3 separate regions of the Homo sapiens genome follow, and all the other regions are linked to region 3. The links are chromatin contacts, found by Hi-C or POLR2A ChIA-PET in ENCODE. All regions are on one chromosome and are shown on one strand. The core of a region is the stretch at or near the end of the contact, and the rest is flanking DNA. Distances in the headings are between cores, read along the strand shown.

Evidence for each region. Hi-C counts contacts between places; a loop is a spot of excess contacts on that map. ChIA-PET counts read pairs that join two places held with the same protein, here RNA polymerase II (POLR2A). Pooled maps may share reads with other maps.
Region 1: a map of PC-3 shows a loop between it and region 3 (5-fold over the local background). The contact joins the enhancer-like site here to the promoter of SH3RF1 in region 3. A Hi-C loop is called at or near these places in 11 of 168 maps with a recorded cell type or tissue (B cell, Caco-2, Calu3 and 8 more), 16 of 37 single-sample maps with no recorded cell type and 19 of 50 pooled maps. POLR2A ChIA-PET finds 5 or more read pairs at or near these places in 4 of 52 experiments (BJ, HepG2, MCF 10A and 1 more).
Region 2: a map of mammary epithelial cell shows a loop between it and region 3 (2.9-fold over the local background). The contact joins the enhancer-like site here to the promoter of SH3RF1 in region 3. A Hi-C loop is called at or near these places in 8 of 168 maps with a recorded cell type or tissue (IMR-90, MCF 10A, Right ventricle myocardium inferior and 4 more), 2 of 37 single-sample maps with no recorded cell type and 9 of 50 pooled maps. POLR2A ChIA-PET finds 5 or more read pairs at or near these places in 4 of 52 experiments (AG04449, AG04450, Caco-2 and 1 more).

Annotation. Positions count from the first base shown.
Region 1 is chr4:169,199,954-169,202,693 of GRCh38, reverse strand. All of the region lies in intron 2 of SH3RF1 (SH3 domain containing ring finger 1), which reads left to right. Among named protein-coding and RNA genes, the nearest start is that of SH3RF1, 70 kb to the left of the region's middle. Within about 2 kb of position 1,378, at least 3 of the 41 ENCODE cell types and tissues checked have a DNase peak (open chromatin) inside an H3K27ac peak, as active enhancers do.
Region 2 is chr4:169,397,127-169,399,826 of GRCh38, reverse strand. The region is part of intron 35 of NEK1 (NIMA related kinase 1); the gene reads left to right. Among named protein-coding and RNA genes, the nearest start is that of SH3RF1, 130 kb to the right of the region's middle. Within about 2 kb of position 1,371, at least 3 of the 41 ENCODE cell types and tissues checked have a DNase peak (open chromatin) inside an H3K27ac peak, as active enhancers do; they include mammary epithelial cell, where a contact is called at or near this core.
Region 3 is chr4:169,269,461-169,272,307 of GRCh38, reverse strand. SH3RF1 (SH3 domain containing ring finger 1) reads left to right here and starts at 1,352. Exons shown (of 12, transcript NM_020870.4): 1 at 1,352-1,449. RefSeq lists silencers at 722-871, 912-1,671, 1,912-2,131.

The DNA.
Region 1 (2,740 bases), core at 129-2,628, 70 kb after region 3:
AATTATTGTGTTATTTCTGTAGAAATAGGGAGGCAGGCTTGGAATTAACTGATGCTTTGGTTTCTGAAGGTAGGTATTTACTACCCTTGTGTTTTCAGAGGTTCAGACAATTGTCACTGTGTTATTAACCCAAATACTAATTATAAGCTAGCTGTAAGCTGAAGGTTTTTATTCATTATACATTGTCCTTTAAAAGGAACCACATCCCCTCCTTCAGATGAGATGGTAAATTGAAACAGTGCTGCCCAGCCTGGACTTCATTTCTCATCCACAGAGGCTCACTGTTTGAGGCTTTAAAATTTGTACTCTATTTGCCTTGATATGTGGGCACAAGAGAAAAATAGAGAGGGCTGAGAGTCAAGGTTGACCTCATACCAAGAACTAGCCTCCTACGGAGGGAGGTAAACATTAAACTGAAGCATCAGGATAAAGAAACAGTTTATGTTAGGGCCAAAGCACTAACACTATTCCTTGTCTTCCCGGCACCAAGAACACGAAGTAGGCCCTTAATAAATATTTGCTGAATAAGTACTTCCATTGCAACTCAGTATCTATATCCTGAGGTCAGAGATAACTGTAAATTTGGGGGAGTGAGATTTTTTTTTTTTAAGCTGACAGCATTGTCTCTCATTTAATTCTCACAACATTATGAGATACTTTTTCATTTTGCAGATGGGTAAAGGGAAACTTGAGAACATTAGATACTGTGTCCAAAGACTCCTCTCTCATAGCTGTCAGAGCTGGGGTGTGAACCCAAGTTCACTGACTCCTGGTACAGGTCCTTGCAGTTTGGACCAAGTATCCTGTGCTACTAGGTTTCTCTACTTGCCTCTGTAGCGACGACAGATGGGTTTTCTGTGTTAAGACCTCATCCCCAGGATTTTTAATAGTAAATCTTTGACTTACATTGGAAAAAATAAAATCAACATATGATTTCAACTGGGAAATCAGAGCCTCAGGAGAAGTCAATAGTGTTTTCTCTGTGACTTCACAGGAAGTTACCATGGAAATGATTATGGTATTATGAATACAAAATTATAACTTTGACTGGGAAATAAGCTGCCTAAAGAGACAAAATGCTAAGGAATAGCAAAGTTGTTGTTATGAAAGTGGCTTTTAGATTTGAGATGAACACACTTAGCAACATGAAGTCTAAATGCCTGGTCTCCTTTAGCATTCCTGAAACATCAGTGTTAAATTATTCTTTTAACTCTCCCTGGTTTTGTTACTACTTTCAGAACTTGTTGAAAGTAAAATAATTCCCATGTGTGCCTATGTGTTTTTAGTTTGGCAAATATTGTTTTTTACAGATCCTCCCTGCCCTAGCCCCGCTCTAATCCCTTCTTCAAAGTATTCCCAGTGGAGATAAATTGTTTCCTGGTTTTGCATCAACAAATTCCCTGCAGAATAAGTATTCGTCAATTGTTAAAGCCAGCTCTGGCAGTAGATGGAGAGGCCGTGGTGTTTTTCTGATAGAAACTTTAATTCCAAATTTCATTGTTCCTGCTACTTTTCACTAAATTTAATCCTTTTAAAGATGTTAATTTTAAAAATATTGATCGTATATTTTAAATTTTATCATAGAAAAGGTTTTTTTCAAATTGCCAGTAATCAGAAATGGTGACAATACTGTATTATTGTTTGCCATCTTAATTTCTTTATATTTGGAATCCTGTTGTGTTTTTAAAATTTATTTAACTGACATTGTGTCTGACTGGCTCGAGAGCACACTGAAGACTTCTGTTCTCTTACTGCTGTCATTTTACTTTGAAAGGGCCAAGTATTCTAGACAGGGACCTCATAGCTGTTCTGACCCATTAAGCTCTAGAAACTTACCAGTTTACTCATCTCAGTTGGGATGGACTAATTATTCTGGAATCTGATATACCTGTCTCACCAGACTACTCTGGTATCTAAAGTATCTTCCTAATCTGTGATTGGGAAGAGAAGAGTGAATAGCCGTGGAACTTTCTGTTAAGTAGAAAGATTTTTAAATGGTAAAGGGAGCACGTAGTTGAACTGTTCACAAATATATGTGCCAGTGTATCACATAGTAATACATATGATACATATGAAAGATTATGTAAGGTATATGTAAGTTATGAAACTTGTTTTTTTCCTCACATTATGTTTCTGATTCATCCCTGTTGTGAGCTGTGGTTCATTCTTACTGAAGTAAATACTTCTTTTTTCTGAAGTAAATATTTATTTTCTAGTGTTTACTTTGACTCATGGGTTATTTAGAAATGCTTTAAAATTTTCTAACTGTGGAGATTTTATTTTTATATAATTGATTTTTAACTTAATTGCATTGTGATTAACGGGCATGGTCTATATAATACCTATTGTTGGAACTCCATTGAGACTGGTTTTGTGGCTTAACATATAAACAGGTTTTGGAAATATGTATGTGAAAACAGTGTGTACTTTTATTTGGCATTACTACACATGTCCTCTGCATCAAACATATTTTAGAATCTCTGACTATATGATGGGTTCATTAATTTCTTCTGTGTTTTTATTAAATATTGCTCTATACATATTTGAGGCTATTTTAATAGATATTTAAATATATGGAATTAGTATACTTTCCTGTTAAATTTACCGTTGTGTAGGTACTCTCTTTATTCCTTTTTTTTGGATGGAGTCCATTTTAAAATGATACTGATGTAGTACATAACTTTATTTAGGTTCATATTTGCCTGGAATATTTTCTCATGATGTCGATCTTTTATGTCTT
Region 2 (2,700 bases), core at 122-2,621, 130 kb before region 3:
ATAGTGAAACCCTATCTCTACACACAAAAAAATTTTTAATTAGCTAGGCATAGTGGTGGGCACCTCTAGTCCCAGCTACTCAGGGGACTGAGGTGGGAGGATTGCTTGAGCCCAGGAGTTTGAAGCTGCAGTGAGCTGTGATTGTGCTACTGCACTCAGCCTTGGTGACAAAGCCAGACCCTGTCTCAAAAAAGTAAATAAATAAAAATAAAGAAGATTATAACTTAGAATAATTCATTTTTTTTTGTTTTTTTTGAGACAGAGTCTTATTGCCCAGGCTGGAGTGCAGTGTCGTGATCTCGGCTCATTGCAACCTCCACCCCCTGGGCTCAAGTGATTCTCCTGCCTCAGCCTCCCAAATAGCTGGGATTATAGGCGTGCGCCACCACACCTGACTACTTTTTGTATTTTTAGTAGAGACAGGGTTTCACCATGTTGGCCAGGCTGGTCTTGAACTCCTGATCTCAGATGATCCACACACCTCAGCCTCCCAAAGTGCTGGGATTACAAATGTGAGCCACTGCGCCTGGCCCTAGAATAGTTCTTATCAAGGATGTGGTATTAAACGTTTTTTGTGTGTGTGAGATGGAGTCTTGCTCTGTTGTCCAGGCTAGAGTGCAGTGGCACAGTCTCAGCTCACTGCAACCTCTGCCTCCTGGGTTCAAGTGATTCTCCTGCCTCAGCCTCCTGAGTAGCTTGGCCTACAGGTGCTACCATGCCTGGCCAATTTTTGTATTTTTAGTAGAGATGGGGTCTCACCATGTTGGCCAGGCTGGCCTCGAACTCCTGACCTCAAATGATTCACCCCTCCTTGGCCTCCCAAAGTGCTGGGATTACAGGTGTGAGCCACTGCACCTGGCAAAACTTGTAGACACAAAAAGCAATATGTAAAATTTTGAACAAGAATTTATTTCTAGATTATTTGCCCAAACATTAATTTTATTACTTTAAATGTTAAATTCATAGACTAAAATTGAGGGTTTTAAATGTTGATGCTTAATTTTAGCAATAAAAATGTTTATAAAATGTATTTGTATTCCATACAAAATGTGTTTGCATATTCATACAAAAAAGTCTAAGATTGCATTGAAATATATATATGTATATAGTAAGAGAGAAAATTAAGTTTTAAAAAAAAGTTTGGGGAAGTCAACAAATTGGACAAATGAGCACAAGCAGTATAACATGAAGCCAGGAATGAAGAATACAAACTTCATGTTCAAAAGGTTTCCACATTTTCTAAAAACAGGAAACAAATTTGGTGCTGGTCTTTCTCACAAAGCAGAAAACCTAATTAATTACATGAGTCACAGTATTCATGAGACAAAACATTTTAGTTGCTCAGAGGACAGCTATTTTTGGTATTGAAACCAAAGGAACAATTTTCCCATGATCTTTAAAAAGAGGGCACTATCATACAGTGTTCCTCAAACTTGAATAACATGTGGATCCCTTTAAGGAGCAAAAAGTATTTTTTTCAGGCATGAGAATCCAAGGGTCTATAAACCCCAGTAAAAAAAAAAAAACTCAAGTCTTAGTGGTAGAAAATTTCTGTTAGTTGTGAATTATTACTGTAAAACATGTTGTATTTTTCTAAATATTAAAAAATTTTATCAAAATGAAAATATAAAAGGTAAACATTTTCTGGTACTTGTGGATTTCTTATTTTATTGAGACCTTGGACTTCATTTTACAAAACAGTGCTATAATGGAATGAAAAGTATCCTCAGTAATTTTTACAATATTTAGATTTCATGAGGCTGTTTCTCATATGTCATGCTGTAAGTTAATGGCACGAAGCCAGAGGATGATTCCATTTCAGTAATTCTGTAGAGTGTATCAAACCAATTCTATTCATATTCAGACTATTCCACCTCCAGGCGGTTCTCCTTAAGTATTGTTTCAATAGAGCTTTTCATAAGTAATCAGCAACAATGTGCTTGGGGTTCAGTTTTGCTCAACAAGTATCTGGAGAGCTTTTAGTTTGCCTTGCCCCTTAAGTGGAGAGCTGTAACAATCAACTTATTCACAAGGTAGAATTGACACCCTCTTTTGACAACTGAGTGGCTTCAAAAGGATATAAGCCTACACAGAAGGCCATTTCCCCTGCAAAGGACCAAGAATCAGGCTAGGTTAATACACCACTCAGGAAGCAATATCAGATTTTCTCTAGTACACAAATGGAAAGGGAAAGAGAACCCCAGAGTTCTGTATCATAAAGCCTGACAGTAATTCCTTCACCCTAGAAAAAATGTAAAGCAATTGAAGATGCCTACCCTGGCAATCTTTTCTAAAACTCTTAGTACATACCATTACAGCAGGTGTAGCTTAAAAAAAAATTGAGTACAGCCCATAAAATATTGTAACTTGCTACTATAGCTACTAAAGAAACTGGTTATAAAATGGATATTGAATTATGTGGATGACTTGCTGTTTTGTATTGTTAATCATGAGAGTTAAATGAAATGACTAGATATAGATTTCATATTCATTGATTCAGAATAACCGTTTTGCACTCCTTCTTATTGGAAGTCAGTAGAGCCCATATATAGCTGTTCTTTTTGATTTGGGGAGTTTTTTGTTGGGATTTTTTTTTTTCTATGGAGACAGGGCCTTGCTCTGTCACCCAGGTTGGAGTGCAGTGGCATGATCTCAACTCACTGCAACCTCCGCCTCCTGGGCTCAAGCAGTCCTCCCACT
Region 3 (2,847 bases), core at 103-2,602:
TTTTCAGGCTTATGTGATCCTTATGTCTTGAATGGTTTAGCTGTGGCCCTAGCTGGAGACTAGAGGATAAACTGAGACTCCTCGTCAAATCATAAACCTAGTTGGTGGCTGGGCAGAGATTTCTTGCATCATCTGTTGTAACCCTTTCTTCTTATAACCACCTAGTTTCTGCCCACCTTTGAGGAGGGGTATTTGGGATAACTTTTTGTAAATTGATGGTAAATGCAAATATAGTAATGTCAACTTTAGATCAGTGACAAAATTTTAACTTGCTTCTCCACTAAATCGAGACTGAAAAACCTCAAAACCTATGGACAAGATGTTTTTCAAAACTCCACTTCGGTTTACAGGTGTGTGCTTGGGGCAACCAAAACAAAGATTACTGCGATGATGGCAGCCACCCAGGCTCAGATAAAAGAGGCGCCTCTCAGCGTGCTTTGCGGTGCCAGCCCACCTGAGGTCAGACTCAATTCTCCCCACTTAGGGCAGGGATAACAGAGCCCCCGAGCCTGGGTTGGAAGTCCGTACTACCGTTTTCCTAGTCTTGGGCTTTGGGGTCAGCGGTCCTCCAGGCTTGCTCCGGTTTGGGTCCTGGGGTGACTGATGGCTGGGTGCGGACAGGTGGCCGCGGCACTGTCCCCATCGATTCACCACGCCGCTCTCGGCCCTAAGGGGCAACACTTCGCTCCGACTCTACCAAGTAAGTGTCCGGGGTGGGCAACCAGACGCAAAGCGCAGCGGGATCGGTTCCCGCCAGGGCTGCTCCCGCCGCCTCCGCGGACCCAGCCCCTCCCGCGCCGCGACTCGCCCAGCCTGGGGAGGAAGGGTCCGTCCAGGGCTCCCAGCCCCGCCGGGGGGAGGAGGAGGCGGCGGGACCCTGTCCCGGGGCTTCTTCCTGCTTCCCCCAGCCTCCACTCCCGCCGCCTTCCCGTCCGGTGGCTCCATTTTTCAGGCGCGTTCTCCTCAGGGAGAAGGCGTCCGTCCCCGAGCCTTCCCCTCGTAGTCCCCTGGGGGCCCCGCTCCCCATCCTCTAGGCTCTTGCAGCGCCCCCTCAGGCCGCCGCCCCAATCCCGCCCCCGGGCTCCGGCGGGGTACTGGGCGCAGGTCACCTCAGCGCGGGAGGCCGGCGCGGCGGCGGGTGGCTCCGAGAGGTGCCGCGCCCGCTCCCGGGGAAGGCGCTGTGGCGCGGGGCCGCCCCCTTGCGCCCCGGGCGCCGGCTGCGTCCCGGCCTCCTCCTCCTCTTCCTCCGCCCTCCTTGGCTGGGAAAGTGGGAGGCGGCGGCGGCGGCGTGGTGTGTGTGCGCGCGTGAGGGGGGCAGCAGAGAGGAGTCTCCCGGTGCCGCCGCGGCGTCAGAGACACTGCGAGCGGCGAGCGCGGTGGGGCCGCATCTGCATCAGCCGCCGCAGCCGCTGCGGGGCCGCGAACAAAGAGGAGGAGCCGAGGCGCGAGGTAGGGCGCGCGGCCGGCGCGGGGTCGACGGGGACCCAGCGTCGGCGGACCCCTAGCCGCGGAGAAGGCGGTGGTCTCGACATTCCCCCATCCCCGCCCTGGGTCGGTCTCTCTCTCCCCTCGCCCTCGGGTCCCCGTGGGCCGGGAATCAGGACCTGCGGAAGCGGAGCAGCCCGCGGCCTCTGCCTTCTCCGGGCAGGAAGCTGCCAGGGCTCCGTGCCGCGGTCTCCCCGGGCGCAGCCCAGCACCCCCTGCTTCCCGGATGGCGCGGTCTCTCTGGGGACTGTCGCCTTATCTTGGCTGGGCTAGAAAGCTGCTTCCCCGTGGCACTCTGTGGGGCTGAGTTTCGCAACTTAAGCCTGCGCATTTATTTTTAAGTCCTTGAAAACTTCCCGCAGTCGTGTAGAGGGATTTGTGTCCCCGGCCTGAGCTAAAGGGAGGCGGAGATGAGGGAGGCTGTAGGGTGAGATCCCCACGCCGGGACCGGCCGGGCCGCAGCCCCAGGCCGCGACCGGCTCCTGCCGGGTGCCGCCGACACCTGGCCCCGGGGTGTGTCTGCGGCGAGCGGCCGCCGCGCCTCCCTGCGGGCTTGGGAGTACCTGTGCTTGGCGCCGTGGGAGCGGGGGTGCAGCCCTGGGGCTCCCCCGCTCCGGCTTTGTCAAGAACAGCTGTTAATGCTCCCAGCCAAATCTTTTTACTCCCGTTCTCCTGGGCATTCACTTTTACATTTATTTTGGCGGTGGGGGGAGAGCGGCGCAGTAAGTGGCTTGCTTTTTCCTGAATGGCCTCATTTTCATATGCCCACAGTTTCCAGTCCAACCTTCCATTGTCGAATTCTTTTGGTGATAATTTTGCCAGCTTTTCTGAATGGGATTAGGACAGGCCGTTCAGAAATGTGTTTCAGAGTTTATCAACTACTGCCCTGAAGGGCGCTTTTCTGTTTTAGCTGCTTTCAAGCAAATCTGTGTCTTTTAGAATTGTCAACCTTCAGCTCTTTTTGGTTGGGCAAAATTAAACAGTTCTATTTTTAATAACAGCGAAGAAACATATGTATTTAATATTGGGATCATTTACCACGAGCGATTACATGAGGCATGGTTTCTTAAACGCTAAAGTGGCTTAAAAAAGGGAATTTAGTTGGATATAAAAGTAAATTTCAGGTAGAGGAAACTTTCAATGGCCTCTGTCAGCTTCTCCTATGAGTTGAAGACTTTATTAAGGCAGCTGATACCACTTTCAGAGCTTAAGAAATTATGTTCCTTATTGCACTTCATAAATCCTTCTGCGGGAATTATGTAATACTCTGTGCCTTGTGTTTGCCCAGTGAATCCCTAGATATCTTTAGGGGTTAATTTTGCGTTGTTTAGAAAGCCTGTTTTGTTTTCAGTTGTTGACTTT